Linked DNA regions of Homo sapiens: region 2 is linked to region 1. A link is a loop called in an ENCODE intact Hi-C map of the cell type or tissue named here. Cell type or tissue: PC-9. All regions are shown on one strand. Links, peaks and the distances in the headings refer to the core of each region. The heading gives the core; the rest is flanking DNA. Region 1 overlaps CCDC198 (coiled-coil domain containing 198). Region 2 has its middle 6.7 kb from the start of SLC35F4.

Region 1 (8,889 bases), core at 2,487-7,486:
TCATTTGTCATTTGCTGTTGCCAGGAAAGATGATGTGTTTGACAATACCTTTTGTGTTGCTGTGTGGATAGTGACTGTCAGCTGATGTGAACCTCAGGGAGGGGCCATCTCCACAGATGCTGTCAGCACCACAAACGTGGGCTTGAGGATGTGACAGCACCTGGACATCTTTGTCAAGTCAGCCAGCCACACAGCAGCACCTAGCAAGCTCCAAAACAAATTAGGAGTGGAAAGTGTTGAAAATCTGCTTCTACCTCTAAGCTTTCATTTCTATGTGAGGGGAGTTCTAGTCAACAGAACATTATAAGTGCATAGCAGGGAAAAGATACACAGAAGACATTTCCCAGGATTAATTTTTGGTGAGGTTGTGTCAAATAAGTCAGGAATAACTTGTAGATAAGATTTCTCCTGCAAACTGAGAATAAAAAGTTTTAAACTGAGGGGAGGAATGAAAGGGAGGACTTATGCTGAATTTTTCACAGATTTGAAAACTTCAGAATCACCAATTTCTAAGTAAAAGTCTTTTCTCATCTACATTGCCCTGGTTTTCAACACAAAGCAGAAAAGGGTGCAGAGCTCATGCAAGAGGTAATAGCCACTGCCAGTTGGAGGCATGCACAGAAGAGAATAAATAGCTTTGAAAAGTTCTCACTCTGAATGACTTAACAGTTTGATTTGTCTTTGAACTCCTCCATGCAGAGAGTGCATGAAAGGACCAGTGTGCTCCAGTGCCCCAATCCTGTGTCGCCCACCCCCAGTTCACCTCCCTGTCAGGTTACTGCTGCAGCTCACCTTTGCTTTGTGCATTGTCCTGGCTTCTCGCTGGCTCAGGAGTCTTCCTGAAGTAATTACTCGTGGCAAGTCAATGGGTTCAAGCTTCTAGAAGTTCAACGTTTAGAGCAGTCAGCATTCCTCATGCCATGAGATGATGAAACAGAAAAGCCAGACATTAAATTATCTTAACACTTTGCAAAAGCGGCACTTATTTCTGAGAGCATACAGGAAAGGTGATTCTAACAGCATTACAGTTATATTGGTACAAAGGGCTTTTCAACCTATCTGGGTTCTTTATTATTCTAGTGCACTGTCGACAGTGCCTTATTGATCTAAGTGTTGGTCAGAGAGTTAGGAGACTAAGATACTCTTCTGTCTGCATTAAGGGACCATGTCCAAAGTTATCAAACCACCAGGATCTTAGAATATTAGAGATAAAAGAGGCGCTAGGAATTTATTTTATTTCACACATCCCTTAGGTACCCAGCTGAACTATTCCAGCCCTTAGGGAAGCAATCTGTTTTTAAGATCTCTAGAGAAGCTCCTTAGTAGTAATCACTGGTGATTATGAGACACATTTAAAATGAAACTGCAGTGTGCTAACACATTTTAGAGATGTCCTTTTCTAGCAGGGGCTTGGCTTGATAGGGGAGATCATGTTGGCATTTCAGGGGGTCACTAAGACTGGGCAGCAATTCATGTCAACCGGTCTGCCTCCAGCCGGATCTTGATCACTGAGAAGTGATCAAGCAGGTTTGGGAGACAAAGTCTGGTCTCTTGACATTGACATGCAATGGGGAACGTGGAGGGCCACAGAGTTTATGTGTTCCTTCAGTGACTACTTAATGACTGCTACATGCCAGACATGGGGATGCAACGGTCACCAAAAGTGGATGTGGCCCCTCATGGAGCTTACAATCTATGCATAATAGATGTACATTTGCTTGTGTGATTATTCAAGTGATAATTACACTGCAGGGCAGAAAAAACCTGCAGGGCAGAAAAAATCTGCAGGGCAGAACTATGACACTACATAACTGAAGGACTCCACCTGAAAAACAGGGTGTGTTAGGGGTTGAATTGTGCCTCCCCACAAAATTCATATGTTGAAGCCCTAGCCCTCCATACCTCAGAATCGGAACTTATTTGGAAATAGGGTCATTGCAGATATAATTAGTTAAGATGAAGTCATGCTGGAGTAGGGCAAGCCCCTAATTCAATATGATAACGTCCTCATTAAAAAGGGGAAATCTGGACACAGACACACACACAGGCAGGACACGATGTGAAGATGAAGAGAGAGGTTGGGGCGATGGTTCTTCAAGCCAATGAACAGCACCCAAGAGTGCCAGAAAACTACCTAAAGCTAGGAGAGAGTCGTGGAACAGATCTTCCTCACAGGCCTCACAGGGAACCAACCCTATGGACACCTTGATCTCAGTCTTCTAGCAAACTAAGGCAGGAGGGAAAGGGCTAGGGAGGCAGTTCAAGAAAGTGCCTTAAGGTAGTACCTTTTTAGTAGAAATTGGAAGATTGGGAGTTTTTAAGGGACTAAGTTGTGCCATAGCCCTGAGGTGGGGAGTGATCATGATCTCTTGAAGGAATGGAAAGAAATTGGTTGGCTGCAGTTTACAGTAAGTGAAACAGCAGCTTGGAATGAGCTGAGAGGTGAGGCAGGGGCCAGGTCATGCAGGGCCTGACAGGCCATTAAGATAGTGGTCCCTTAAGAGCAATGAGAAGACACTGACATGCGTTAAGCAAAGGAGTGACACGAGTACATTTGCTTTTTAAAAAGGGTCATGCTGGCTGCAGTGTGGAAACTAGGAAGGAATAATTATGGATGTGGAGAGATCAGCTAAGAGGACAAAGATGATGGGCTGGGGTTGAGAGAGGGAAATTGATGAGCTCTACAAATGTTTAAAGCTGACCAAACAAGATTCATTATGGTTAGTAAAGGGGAGTAGAGTCCACAGTACAATGAATGGAGGGTGTTATCATACCCTGTGATGGGCAATCCAGAGGAAGACCTAGTTTGGGTAGGATGTAGAAGGAAAATACAAATTTGGTGTGCAATAGATTGAGTTTGAGACACCTTTAAGACAGGCCAGTGTAGATGTTGAGTTATACAGGGAGCTTGGGAGGAGAGGTCTGTGCTGGAGATTTTGGGGAATAATCCCAGAGTAGAGCATGAGTGAAGCCCAGGTCATGGGCAAGGTCAGGAGTGAGAAGAGAAGAGCCAACAACTGCAGACTCCAGGAGTTCCAGTGGTGAGGCTGGTGCCCAGGAATAAGCTGGCCAAGGAGACTGGGAAGTGATGGCTCAAGAAGTAGGAGGAAAACCATGAGGACATCATGCTGCTGCAAAGAGTGTGAGCCCTACTCCCACCTTAGTCCAACGCTGAAGGCACATGCTAATTTACTTTAAAATGGTTTAGTTTTAGTGTGATTTGTTGCATTATTAAGGGGGTAGATTTGGAAGTTAACTTGGCTTTCAAGGTGACCAGAATAAAAAGAGAGAGTGGAACCACGGAAGATAGATACTGGATATTCAGCACTTGTAATGGGGAGCATGACCTGGGTTCCCCACTACTTCCCTGTACAACCACTTCTAGGTCCCTGGTCCTGGACTGGAGAGCACCCAGCAGTCCTTTCTGCTGGAGCAGCCCAAAGTAGACCTGGTAAGGAAGAGAAGAAGGGCAAAGGATGTGGAGACAAAGAAGAGACAACAAGGGGGAAGAGCTCATCTTTGTGTTAGATATATACCAGATAGTAATTTGCATTTGTGGTGGGAAGTGGTTCTCTGTTCCATTCTCACCTCAGAGGAGGAAGTGGGTCTTTTAACATAACTTAGCAAAGATGTAATGAGAGGAGATCAATCCTAGTAAGAGGAGTTTGTCTGTTCCCTGAGTCTTAACTCTGCAGGACATGAAGATGCAAAGCAAATGGGACCTGCTGGCACAAGAGGCAGCTTCTGATCAAGTCAGAACCCTGCAAGAAAAGGGGAAGGAGAAGAAGGGGAGGGGAGGCCAAGGGAGAGGAGCCCCTCAAGGCACCTATGGGAGGAAGAATCAGGAATGACTGAAGGGGGATTTCTGGAAGCTGGGGAGAACAAATATTTGTGCCATCCTCTGGACATGGAGAGTGTTCAGGATTTGGTTCTTTCTCATTAGGCCTATATGCCTTCGCAGCCATTACTGCACGCCATGCCCAGGGTTATAAATATGTAATCTCATTCAATCTTCATGTGAACTCCGTGGATAATTACGAAGATTCCCCATTTCAGACAGGTTGCTGACTTGTCCAAGGTTGAACAGCTAGAAAGTGGCATCTCCAGGATTTAAGCGCAAGTGTGTCCAGCTCCAAATCTAAAGCTCTTTTCTGCACTATATGTTATCCAAAATGGCTTATCATCAGACTTTTCCGGGATTAAAAAAAAAAAAAGAAATTCTTGGCCCCTTCACTAGAGATTGAGATTCAACAGGTCTGGGGTATGTCCTGGAAATAAATATTTTCAAAACTCTCCCAGGGATTCTGATGATTTCTTTCTAGGTTGGGGGCCATTGACTTCCACATTGCCTTAAGTGAATAAAGGAACGACATCATAATAGACTACGGAGGATTTTTTTATGTGGAATATTTTTGAAAAATTGAGTCTGAAGAAGCCAAGAATTTTTAGTTTTATTAAACTAATCTATCCATAAATTCATGGACCAAGTTTTTGCTTTGATAGTATAAATATGTAGTTTCACAGATCTCTTTCTTCCATTTTCAGCCTTTCTATTTAAACACACAATTCTAATAAGGGTTCAGTGGTAGATATCTTCAAGAACTCTCTCCAGGTTGAGTTTCTCCCTGGCGTTTGAAAAGAGCCCAAGGAATCACACTATTCCTTCACAAAAGCCACTAGATGGCAGCAACTAACATTGCACCTGGGATCTCTTCATTAAATCCTTTGCCACTTGATTTGAGAAGCACTGCAGAAAATTGTTGGTGAAATTGGCTTCTGCTAAATTAACCAGTCAGATGAAATTGCCTCAGAATTCTGGGTTTGTGTGCATGTTCCTTTTCCCTGCCCAGGAAGTGAGATGCCTCACTTCATCATCTTCAAAGAGAACACAATGGAAGGAACTACCAGAGAATCGGTTAGAATGACACCTTATTTTCACTTTATAATGTAAGTATCATTTGTCTAAAGACTTCTGGATTATTTGACTTCTCAAACAAAACAAATGATCAGCATAATCAGTTGAAGCGTCTGCTAGGAGATTTGGGAATCTGGTGAAGGGCCAGGGGACTCAAGAGTGCTGATATGGGGGTTGCAATGTCAATTGATTGGTCAGGGTGGGTCTTATAGGGACAGTGAGATTTGAACAAATATTTGAAGATGAGGGAGTTATCCAAGGAGATCATCTGAGGACACACTATATGTGTGGGGGAAACACCTCCAATTTAAGCTAGACCTGAAATGGTTGGATAAGAAGGTGATCAGGCCAGAGGGGACAGTGCTAATCAACTCCTCAATAAAAAGGCCCATTTGATTCGGAGTTCCCTGGCAGAGGCTCTCAAAGCCTCTCAGCTCCAGGCTGGATAACGCTAGTTCATGACTTGCTCTTTATTTGAGGAGTAGATGTTTAGGAAGTAGAAGGTGCCAAAAATATATCTCAAATAATTTAGCATACAATTAGATTTGGTTTAATAATTTAAAATAATTTTAGAATTTTCTTTGGCAGAAATTAGGCTATTAATTAGCATGTCATGAGGACCCAGCATGTATTATTCTCTCAAAAACTCATTTGTGCTGGAAAATGTGCTGAGCTTCATTTGTGAAGATAATTATAGCTGATCTCTTTGGGAGTGTCTGCCAAGTTTCTAGTGATTTCCCTCCTCTCTGGGAGCTGACTTCAGAGTCTACAGGGGAGATGACTCTGCCCACATATCTACTGCATGAGCATATCCTCTGGCCATAGCTCATTGGACCAGAGCTGAAATCATGAGCAAAGCTGAGCCGATATCCTTTCTCCTAGGAATCTGGAATTGGAGTCAAAAAGGCCAATCTGTCCATTTGACTGGAACTGTAAGATACAAGCTCAGGGTGGCCATATTTCATTGTGTACCTGAAGAACAGAAAAAACTGATCTTTGGGGAGAAAGAGTATAGCAAATGCACAGAGAAGAACTTAGGGATTGAGAGAGCTCTGCATTTCAGGTTGCAAGGTATAATTCTTCCCTGAAGCTTAGGTGTCTCCCAGATCTTTGGTTCAATAAAACATTCCTATATCCTTTGATTAATCATGTTAGTTATTTTTGCTAGTCAATGAGACTTCTAATACAGTCATGTTACAGTGATGGTACAGACTTCTAATACAGTGATTACAGGTCTGCAGTAGCAGGGAGTGCACTTTGAGTGCTTTATCCCCCCTCCAGCAGGGATGATGGGTCTCACTGTCATTCATTTACTCATTCATTTTACTCACAAACCTTTGTGGATCTCATATTAAGTATTAATGGCTGAAGACATAAGATTGAATAAGACATAGTCTTTGCAACCTACAGAATGGGAGAAAATTTTTGCAGTCTATCCATCTGACAAAGGTTTAATATCCAGAGTCTGCAAGGAACTTAAACAAATTTACAAGGAAAAAACAAACAACCCCATTAAAAAGTGGGCAAAGGACATGAACAGACACTTCTCAAAAGAAGACATGCATACAGTCAACAAACATGAAAAAAGCTCAACATCACTGATCATTAGAGAAATGCAAATCAAAACCACAATGAGATACCACCTCACACCAATCAGAATGGCTATATTAAAAAGCCAAAAAACAACAGATGCTGGAGAGGTTGCGGAGAAAAAGGAATGCTTTTACACTGTTAGTGGGAGTGTAAATTAGTTCAACCATTGTGGAAGACAGTGTGGTGATTCCTCAAAGACCTAGAGGCAGAAATACCATTTGACCCAGCAATCCCGTTACTGGGTATATACCCAAAGGAATATAAATCATTCTATTATAAAGATACATCGATGCATATGTTAATTGCAGCACTGTTCACAATAGCAAAGACATGGAATCAACCTACATGCCCACCAGTGATAAACTGGATAAAGAAAATGTAGTACATATACACCATGGAATACTATGCAGCCACAAAAAGGAACGAGATCATGTTCTTTGCAGGGACATGGATGGAGTTAGAAGCCATTATCCTCAGCAAAACTAACTCAGGAACAGAAAACCAAACACTACATGTTCTCACTTATAAGTGGGAGCTGAACAATGAGAACATATGGACACAGGGAGGGGAACAACACACACTGGGGCCTGTCAGGGTTGGTGGAGAGGGAGAGCATCAGGAAGAACAGCTAATGAATACTGAGCTTAATAGCTAGGTGATGGGATGATCTGTGCAGCAAATCACCGTGGCACTTATTTACTTTTATAACAAACCTACACATCCTGCACCTGTACCCCTGAACTTAAAAGTTGAAGAAAAAAAAGGCACAGTCTTTGCACTGAAATAATTCATTTGTCTTGATTCTTTGTTTTTAAGATGGTTGGTTAGGGTGTGTGTGTATGGGGGTGGTGGTGCAGTGTTTGACTCTGAAATACCAATGTTCTCTTTTTGACCTTGTTTGACTATTGAGAAAATCAAAACCTAACCTCCTTTGTTTAGGACTGATAGATATAAAAAGTACTTGTGAGCTATAAAGTACTAGACAAATATTTTTTACTAGAGTAATATCTTCTATTTGAACTAATCAGCTTAGAGGCTTCACAGAAACATGTATTAAACTCATCCTTTGAAAGGAAGTATTTGATTTAGGAATAAAACACATTTTAAACTGCCCTGTTTACCTAGAGGATTTGTAAAAACTTGTAAATTAGATATTAATTTGTTATATTTCATTTTATTTTTCTTTATCTAAATAATGATTTTATAGTTTCTAATATTTTGGGAAAAGATACTCTTTTGAGACAAAATGATACAATCACTTCAAATAATGGCTGTGAGCTTCTGCAGAAGACAGGTAAATAAAAACCAACTGAAACAGAAATAATCCCCAACAAATGAGCTCCAGTACCCCTGGGATTGGTCCAGGCATCTGGGTGAATTGTGTAGCAGGTGGGATTTGGCTTCAAATGTCAGTGATAGATCCTGCTCACAAGAGAGCCCCAAACCCTCCTTCCAATGATGCTCATTTTCAAGGACCACTCCAATCTACCCATTCCCTTTCTAGGTTGAGAGTTCTTAAAATGTATAGCTAGCTGCAGAGAACCCATTAAATATTTATTGGGGTGAATGCGTTTAAAGCTCTTGCTTTGCTTCCTTGGAATCCAGTGTCCCGAATTTAAACAACCAGTTAACATCTAGAACAATAAAAGGTTAAAGATAGAAGGACTATAGAAATTACTTATGCTGACAGTTAAGAGTACAGACTTTGGAGACCTGGTTGATATCTGGCCTCTGTGAGTCTTTGGGGGTAGTTACTGAACTCTCTGACTAGCATGTATAAAACAAAGATAATTCTTCCTTTTTCATAGGTGGCTAAGAAGATTAAATGAATGACATAGATTGAATTGCCTAGTATAGTATCTGACTTGTAGTAGGGTGTAATTAAATAGTAGTAGCTGTTATTATTTATTACAAGTTGTTTTCCCATAGTCACCCAACTAATCAGTGCTAGATTCAAGCCTCTTGAATTCCATGGTATCTATGTCCTTGCTACTAGCTTCTTTCGGTGGCTGGTCTTAAAAGCGAAATCATTGCTAAAGGAAATCTTAAAGTAATAGAGTATTTGCGATTGATGACATTTTTCTTTAAGAACATTCTCATTAATAGCTTGGTCCTTATCAATATCCCTCTTTGATGATTATAGTTTAAAAAGGGATGTTACCATTTTATCCAAGAAATTCCTTATGAAGCCTTTTAAATTCATCTTACTTGAAGTCTTTGGGGTGGATGCCTTTTAATAATACTTGTTTCTCTGTGTTCCAGTGGGATGTCAAAATACATGTCTCTGGATGCTTGAAGGATTGGGGAAGAAACAGGAATAAAACATTAAATATAATTTACTATTAAATCAGGCAATCATTAGTTACTAGACTTTGTCAACA
Region 2 (8,889 bases), core at 1,305-6,304, 380 kb after region 1:
AAATTTCTGCTAGTCATGAACACTCTTGGCATATATGATAAAAGATGTTTTAATCTTTCAATAGTCATTTTAGACGTTATTAACAATTTACAGAAATTATTTTGAAGAAAGGATAATTTTTTTTTTTTTTTGAGACAAAGTCTCACTCTGTCACCCAGGCTGGAGTGCAATGGTGCAATCTCGGCTCACTGCAACCTCCGCCTCCCGGGTTCAAGTGATTCTCATGCCTCAGCCTCCGGAGTAATTAGGACTACAGGCACCCGACACCACGCCCAGCTAATTTTTTTGTATTTTTAGTAGAGATGGGGTTTCACCATGTTGGCCAGACTGGTCTCGAACTCCTGACCTCAGGTGATTCACCAAAGTGCTGGGACTACAGGCATGAGCCACCGTGCCCGGCGGAAGGAAGGATAACTTTTAAAGCATTTTTATGTTTGCATGTTTAGTCTACCAGTTTTCACAAACCCAAATATTCAAATTTACAAACTATGAGTTGCAATGTATGCCTCAAATCTATTCTGAAAGAATAAAGAAAAGACACAACTTAATAAATGAAGATTGAAGGTCATTATTTGATTCATAAAATAGTTTATCATGATAGCCCTTCACATAGCCAGTTTCTCTAGTAGTTGTAAATTATAATTCGATTTGTTATAAAACAAAATTTGTTTTTTGTGCGCTCTTCAGGAATTTTTTAATGCATCAAGCAGAGGGTATCTATCTGTGATCCCAGATGAGTTTTGATATATGAGCCATATGGATTTTGATCATCTGATCAAATCAGATTAGCTATTTATACTAATTGAGTATACAATTAGGTATTCACGTGTTGTGGTTTTTTTTTTTTTTAAAAAAAGCCAAATCATTTGTAAAGTAGTTCATGGGATGATCACTTACAGTCCTTGTGTCTGATGCTAGAATAGCTATACCAAGTAATAACATTAAAACTAAATATGATCACTGGGTATAAATTTTATTCAAAGATAAGCAGTCTGAAAATACCATATCAGTCTATACACTTTGGAAGGGTTAGTAAAATAAAATCCATGGAATCTAGTCTTCTGTACTTTAATTAGCAGAAAGGGATCAGAAAATCTGGGCTTTAGTCGTCTTTTTATGGCAGGAATAAGACACCTAATCTTTCTATTCACCTATTTGAAGTTACCACTGAAAGATGCTGAAAGAAGGGGAAATGATCTTTTTCCCCTCTGGGAAATTAGTATATTTTACCTATCTCCTTGGGCTAAAAGTAACTTGGCTGCTTGGAAAGCCAAGAATCTTTAAGCTTTTATAGTCAAGGGCCAATGTTACTTTGTACAAACACCAGCACTGTTTACAAAGAGTTGACCCCAAGAAATTTAAACAGTGTTAGTGTTTAAAAGCATCTGGCTTCTAGCCAACCAGGTGATAAGAAATGGCACCTGAGAAAGAAAAAGCATGCTCTTAATATTCCATTTTCAGGGAAGTTGTTTTGAGTATTTAACTGCCAAGTCATCAGCCACCCCATTTGGAATGCTGACACAGCCTTTCTGTTTCAATAGTAGGCAATGGCAGACATTGCTAATTTACCTTTCAGCTCAAAGGGGCTGGGTGTCTGTATGAGAAGACAGGGCAGAGTCCACTCTTCATTGGCCTCAGGTGCCAGGCTGCATCCCAGGACTAATTTTGAGGCTCAACTCTTTGGAAAGGCACTGAACCTCTTTGGAGAAAGTCTTAAGTAATTTCAACATATATATTCAAATTTTAGAATTTGTCTATGATCTGTGTGTGTGTGTGTGTGTGTGTGTGTGTGTGTCTGTGTCTCTCCCTGTGTCTCCCTCTCTCTCGGTCTGTTTTTCTGTCTTTGTCTCTCTGAGTCTGTGTGTGTCTGTCTATCTCTCTGTATGTTTCTCTCTGTCTCTGTCTTTCTCTTTCTCCTTCTCCCTACAGCATTATACTGTACTCGGCAGTACAGCACAGTGGTTTAAAGCACGGACTTTGGAGCAGACTGCCAGGAGTCATTTCTGACCTCATCATTTTCTAGCTGCGTGACCTTGGGTAAATCTTTTGAAATCTCTATGACTCAATTTTCTCATCTCTAAAATAGAAATATACACCTATATAGTGGAACTATCATGAGAAATAAATGAGTTTATACCCATAAAGATCTTATAACTGTGACTGGCATATAGTAAGCATCATATATATTAGCTATCAGTACTATTTTTATGCAGACATAGAACGCTTTGAGCTTCAGTTTCCTCCTCTGTAAAATGGGCTCATACTCTCTATTTCATAGTATTGCTGTGATGGTTAAGTGAGATCACATATTAAAATATTTTACGAAGGCCTGGCACATCGTGGGTACACAATAAATATTAATTTTCTTCTCCTAGCCCTGCCCCTGCTCTGTCCATTGTTTTTTACTGAAGTTGATTTACACTTTCACTCTCCATTCACACTCTTGGAGCTTCACTGTGGCAATTGCTTTTACAGGTCTCCTTTAATTCTTTCAACCATGGGTAATGATCACGTGAGGCAGACCTTGTGTGCCAATGGAATAAGTGGCTTCAGAAGTTCAGTGCTTTGCAGAAAGAGAAGCTGCTCAAGATCAGCAGCTCTTCTTGTCCTTTAAGGAAGCATGAGCACAGGAAGAGTTTACTTCATACTAGGAAAGGGACCGAGGCTGTTAATCCCCAGGTGTGGGAGGCACTCAGGTCCTGCTTGGTGAAGTGGAGCAGCCTCAGAGGGATCATAGTGTGATGCCCCATGGGAGGCAGGCCCATTAGCCATTAGGCTTCCCAGCTTCAGCAGATATTCTGGTGCCTCCCAGCTTGTCCAGAAGCAGCAGAGTCCCCAGCCCCAGAGGGATCACATGTGGGCTTGACTATTGCACATTTCAGCAGTGCCCAGTGGACTGAAGATCAGACCTCCTTGATGCTGAGCTAAGCCAAAGATCTCCCCTGACTGCATAACTCTGCAGCAGGGGAGCCCCAACAAGACTGAGATTGCATTTCCCACTATTTTTATGAGGAATAGGGACTCAGAGTAAGATTTACAGTAATTTAAAGCAAATAAAGATTTTTTTAAACCCTTTTGAACAGCTGTGTTGGTGGTTATACATTCAAACCTGCTACATATTCATTTTACAAATAAGCCTTTCTGTAATTTAAACGTCTAAAAATGCCATGCACACCACAGCCTCAAACCTGCTGCATATTACTTGTCACACAAGCTTTCTGTAACATTAACTGCTAAAAATGCCAACCCTGCTGTGGTAGTCATTGTTACTGTTTGCCAAATAGTCATGGTTCTCCCCCATTTTAGGCATACCACAGGACTGCACTTCCTGCCCCCTTGTGGTTGTAGTGGGGCTGTGTGACTAATTCTGGTTGTGAACAAAAAAGCAATTATCATCTCAGTCAGAGCTAATACTAGACACTCAAGGGTTTTCTCTTTTTCCCTCTGGCCCCATGACCATCAGCATTCAGGATGACTCTGATACATACAAAGTAAAGTTACTAAAAACTGTAATTGAAGAGTTTTAATTCCTTCCATAAATACTGCATTTAATTTTCAAGTTCTATTCTCTTCGTCCTTTGTTTTCCAAAGACATACTATGTATGTCTAAGATCACTAGTTCTTGAAGCAATTCATCAACAAATCATAGAGAAGACAAAACAAATTGTTGGAAAGAAACATTATGAGTGGCACAGAGAACCAGAGAGAACACAAAATTTGAAACTCGTTAGAATGCATCCATAAAACACAGACTCCAGAATACACGTTCAATACATCCACATCTTGAATGAGTACTATTGCCAAAAGCAATTTCAGAAATGACTTTGTCTTTAATTTCAAGAACTATTAATCTGCAGGAAATATATTCACAAGGTTTTATTTCATCATTATTTTCAGTATCTGTGATTCCCATCAGTAGAACTTGCTTTTTAAATGCCCTGAAATAATACAGAGGTACCAAAGTGGACATTCATCCTTTTTTTTTTTTAGTACCCAGCTGATGTGAGAGGAGGCTCCTGACAGAAAGAGCATACATTTCAAGAGAGAAGCTAAAAAGATCGCACCAAATAACTTTTATGCTCCAATTCATTTTCTTTTGTCTCACCTTTGCAGTGACCACCCTGTATGGATTGTCATTGATTCACCTAGACACAGCCTGACAGCACCTCACCTCATGCCAATGCTGGGCACCTCTAACCTCCTGCACCAGCATTTCCTTGTTGGTGCTGAGACATGAAAATGCATTTGCTTGGCTCAAGCACGTACAACCTGAAAGTGCAGGGGACAGATGTAACACTGGGCAAACCTGTGACAATGGGAAACAGGAGCTAGGGTATAAATTCTCCATTCCATTCTGAATGGACTTCCCTGAGAAGCTGTCACTTTTGCAGCCTCTTGCCCACAAGATCGTGCAACTAGTCAGACTGCTCAGTCTTCATGCTAAACTATGGTCAGCTCAGTCACATGCCCTCATATGTATACACCAGTACATAAAACCCTGCCTCTGCCTCAGGCTCTCTTTTCTGAAGAGCTCAGGTTAAGATGCCAATTTTCCCAGTCTCCTCACTTGGTCACTGGCACATACCCCTGCTCCACCAATCACAGCATCCATTCCAAATTTTGAATGGGAAGCCAAGTGGAGAAATCCTGGGCCATGTCTGCAATGGATATCAGCAGCTGTAACAGTAGTTGCAGCCACATTTTCCATTGTCCGTTTCAGTGATACGGGCTGTATAAACCTCAAGTTAAATATTTCCATTGTGGAAATTATGGGTTTGATTCTCCCCTGTAATCCATAAATGTATAACAGAACTTCGTATGTCCCCCTGGCTACCCCATAGCATTATCCCACGAAGGGTCAATTGCATTATAGTCTATCTTGCTGGCACCTCTCCAGTTGTGCTGTGAAAAAAACAAAGTCCTCTTCTGAACGCCAAGGGGGAAAAGAGCCTCAAGTAACATTTAAAGTCTCTACTAGTTCCATATTCCTATGCCACCCAGGTATTCATCATAGCATCACTGGTAATAATAAAATAATGTAATCAACTCAAATGTCCCAAAAATAGGAAAATGGTTTAGTAAATCACAATGTATCCATTGGGTAGAATACACTTTAGATATTAAAATTATGGCTATTGCTATGAAGACTACAAAGTGATGAGAAAAATCCTATGTTCTAATATTAAGTGGTGAAAAAAATCAGAATTCTAGATTGTATACGGATGTCTACTACAATTACATATTTTTTAATGCAGGGGGAAAATAGTTAAGATACTCAAAATTCAAAAAATGGTGATAAGAGGAGTGAAATTATAAGTAATCTTCCATTTTCCAAGTGTTCTGAAATATAATTTGCTAATATTAAAGTGAATACAAACACACACACACACACACATGACAAACCCTGAAACCCTTTCCCAGATCTTTATTCTCCAGCATGGCTTGTTTTATGTGCAATGTGCTGGAGTGTGCCGCCTGCCTGCACACCATCTTTTTAGCAATCGCAATTATCTCCTTTCCATGGAATGTGATGAAGCCTGACTAAAGGTCTCTAATTCTTCTGTCTTTCCATGTTCTCATAAATAATAAAACAGGGCTCCATGACAACAAGCACATAAAAAGTTTTGTAAAATCTCAAAGTAGCCCTAAAATGTTTACATTCTTAAGCTAATAAAGTGCTCTAAGTACAGTTATTTGGACATCAGTATTACTTGCTTCTATGCAGTGGAGCCAAGTGATAAGAACATCCATGCTTGGACAGTCCCTACAAATGCATCTTCATCTGACTACTACTACTCCTCCCTCAGCTGTTTCAAAAGGATTTTCTTCTCTGGGAAGGCTTCTCTGCTAACCCCATCCTCCTTCCTGGAGGAGCCAGGTATTTGCTCCATAATAGCTCTTTCCCTGCTGTGTAATCTTCTCGACAGTGCATACTTAAGTTCCTCAAAGGTGGTGACTGCATTTTGTTCACCAAGGTATGACCAGTGCTTCTCAGAGTACCTGTCACATACCAGGCAATCAAAACACATTAAAGGTTGAAGAAATCATTGTAACAAACAAAAGTTTTCATCAGAAGCCTAGGATCACTTTCTCAAAGTACGAGCAAGGCACAAACACTCAAGATAGGTTGACTTGTCTCAGGACCAGAAATGTAATAACTTGCCCAGTGCAAAGTTTACAAAGAAGGAAACTGAGGCTAGAGGGCTAAACAGATGGTTCAGAGGCCCCTCGATGAGTCTCTGGAAGCCCTTCTCACTCTCAGTGGATCATCTTTCCCCTGACCCTGTGCAATGCCATCTTCGGCTATGTGGCTTTCTAACTGCTCCTTATGTGCAATCAAATCAAATCTACTCATGTTGCCATCCCTCCCCACCACCTTTCCAAATCAGACCATATGCTTCTCTTCTTATCCTTCTTTCTGTCTTCCTCTGGCTGAGCCCTGGGCTTGGTAGACAGAAGGAATGCCCATCAAGGGTTCTGTTAAATTTAAATCCAAGACGATGTCTATTTTCCAAAGTTTGTGTGAGTTATGTTTCTGGTGTAATCAGTAACTGACTACTTATCCAATCTGTCAACTGTTACTCCTAATCTTTTGGAAGAGGCAGTGGAATAAATAAATAAATAAATAAATAAATAAATGATTTCATGGTGTCTTTAGATAAGAGTAAATGGATGGAATTATATATTTTTTCTTATTATGGAATTGACATTGTCAACATTCACTGCCATTCATAGCATGGGCTCAATTTGATAAATCTTTTGTGAATTATAATTAATTTAGAGATTTGAATCTCCTCTTTATGTGTAATCTCCTACTGAAATATTCAGGAGACTTGTTTACTTGTTTCTTCATTGGTTCAGGTAAAGAAATCATCAGCTGGGCATGCAAAGGTGATAAGCACATGCTATCTTCTTTCTTTTTCTCTAATTTCCTTCCTTTCTTCATCCTACTCTGCTCTGAAATTCACTAGGACTTACTACCACGGCAGTAACGTCAAAATAGTAGTGTTATTGTCTAGCTTTTACTGCATACCAAACAACTCCAAACCTTAGTGGCTTAAAATAACAACCATTTATTACTTCTCATGAACTATTAGTCACTTGCATGGTTCTACTAATCTGGCCAGGCTTGGTTGATCCTGGATGGGCTTGCTTATGCATTTGTGGTCAGCAGGTAGATCAGCTGGGGACTGAATAGGATAGGCTCTTTCACACGTCTAGTGGATGGGAGATTGGGATAACTGGGCCACATATCTCATGACCCAGCAGTTCAGTCCAGGCTTATTCATGACAGCAGCAAAATTCCAAGAGTAAGAGTTAAGAATGCAAAGCCTCTTGAGGCCTAGACTCAGAACTTGCTTCTTTCATATTCTATTGGCCAAAGTAAGTTGCAGGTTAACTCAGATTGATTAGGTGGAGAAATGGATTCTGCCTCGTGGTGAGATTGCTGCAAACAATTGTGGCCATTCTTGGATTCTGCTACATCCAACTAATGTAAATCAATGCCAATGTTGTTAAGCAGATTGATCAGAGACTTGATGAGAATGTCCTTTCTGCAGAATGTGTCTTTTGATAGAATTCCTGGGTTCTAGATTAGCAAAGCAATCTTCCAACCATGGGTTAACAGAAGCAATGTGGAAGTAACTTCATTAAGCAAAATCTGGCATTAAAAGGTTACCTGCAACAACGAGATTTGGTCTGAATAGAAACTGCAACCTTTTGCATGACATGTAATTCCAAACCTTTTGACTTCAAAATGGGGAGGAAGGAGTCAGACACCCACACATGCTGGGTCTGCATAATGTTGGTACAATCAGACATAGAACAAAGCAATGCAGTAAGTTTCACATAGCAGGGCTGTTCCCACAACCAAGATGAAAAGGGAAACCTGTAAAGTTACGGCATTCTAACTTACCCTTTGTGCTTACCCTTTGTGGGGGCATTTATCACACTACAGAGTGAAGATCTGATTGCCTTCCATCTCTGCTATATTTCTACTTTCTTAGGGACATGAATAAATCTTTTAAATTCATATTTCTTGTGTATAATACAAAACCTGGCTGCTGAAAAAAATGAGAGCGCGAGGGAGTTATTTCTGTGACTCAGAAAAAGACTAGCCCAATATAACCACATTTATATTTTTAGAATGTCTATTTGCAACCAAATACTCAAAGATTCTGCCATATAAAAATTACAGAATTACTAGGTGAAAATAAGTTACTTCTTATAAAAACAAAAACATCACTGTCGAGCTTAAGATTGAAGAAGTTGGTTGTGTTCAAGTTATAATCTTGAGAATGGATTGAGAAATGCATGTTTTTGCTTAATAAGTGAAGAAAAATTCTTAAATTTTCATAAATTTTCATCTAAAATCTCAATTTACAATTAAACACAGCAGCAACATTGGATATATACAAAGTATATGCACTTCAGATCAGGGACCCCTTATTCTTAACTAATCTAAAACCCAGGTTTAAAGACTAGTGGGCTACCTATCCTTCAGGGAAGTCTCTGTAAATGATTATTCCTAATGAGGAACTGGTAAATAGCAGCAAATCCTGTAGATAGTTTCCGATAGGTCTTTTTCTCTCCTTTTTCAGCTCAGCTACCCAAGGACAGGTGACCCATCTTTTTTTTTTCTTCTTTCCAACTTGTATTTTTGGTTCAGTGGGTACATGTGCAGGTTTGTTACGTGGGTAAACTGCGTGTCACACGGGTTCACGGTACAGATAATTGTGTTACCCAGGTCATGAGCCTAGTACCTGATAGGCAGTTTTTCAATCCTTTCCCTCCTCCCACCGTCCACTCTCAAGCAGGCTCCATTGTCTATTGTTCTCTTCTTTGTGTCCATGTATATTCAGTATTTAGCTCCCATTTGTAAGTAAGAAC

The links. A loop is a pair of places that touch in the nucleus more often than their neighbours do. Peaks named below come from ENCODE experiments on the same cell type or tissue, not always from the same donor. Only the 100,000 strongest peaks of a DNase experiment are listed, where the experiment ranks them.
Region 2: a loop joins it to region 1, with 8 times the contacts of the local background. A loop is called at or near these places in 17 of 110 quality-filtered maps.

Annotation. Positions count from the first base shown.
Region 1 is chr14:57,482,273-57,491,161 of GRCh38, forward strand. It overlaps CCDC198 (coiled-coil domain containing 198), which reads right to left. Exons shown (of 6, transcript NM_018168.4): 2 at 8,717-8,799; 3 at 793-879. LOC105370519 (a long non-coding RNA gene) reads left to right here and starts at 8,763. Exons shown (of 5, transcript XR_007064194.1): 1 at 8,763-8,889. In PC-9, for the core only: a CTCF peak has its summit at 4,685 (motif pointing right); no DNase peak of the experiment used is centred there; H3K27me3 peaks cover 184 bases.
Region 2 is chr14:57,868,363-57,877,251 of GRCh38, forward strand. It overlaps a transcript of SLC35F4 not described here. Among named protein-coding and RNA genes, the nearest start is that of SLC35F4, 6.7 kb to the left of the region's middle. In PC-9, for the core only: CTCF peaks have their summits at 3,312 (motif pointing left) and 3,513; no DNase peak of the experiment used is centred there.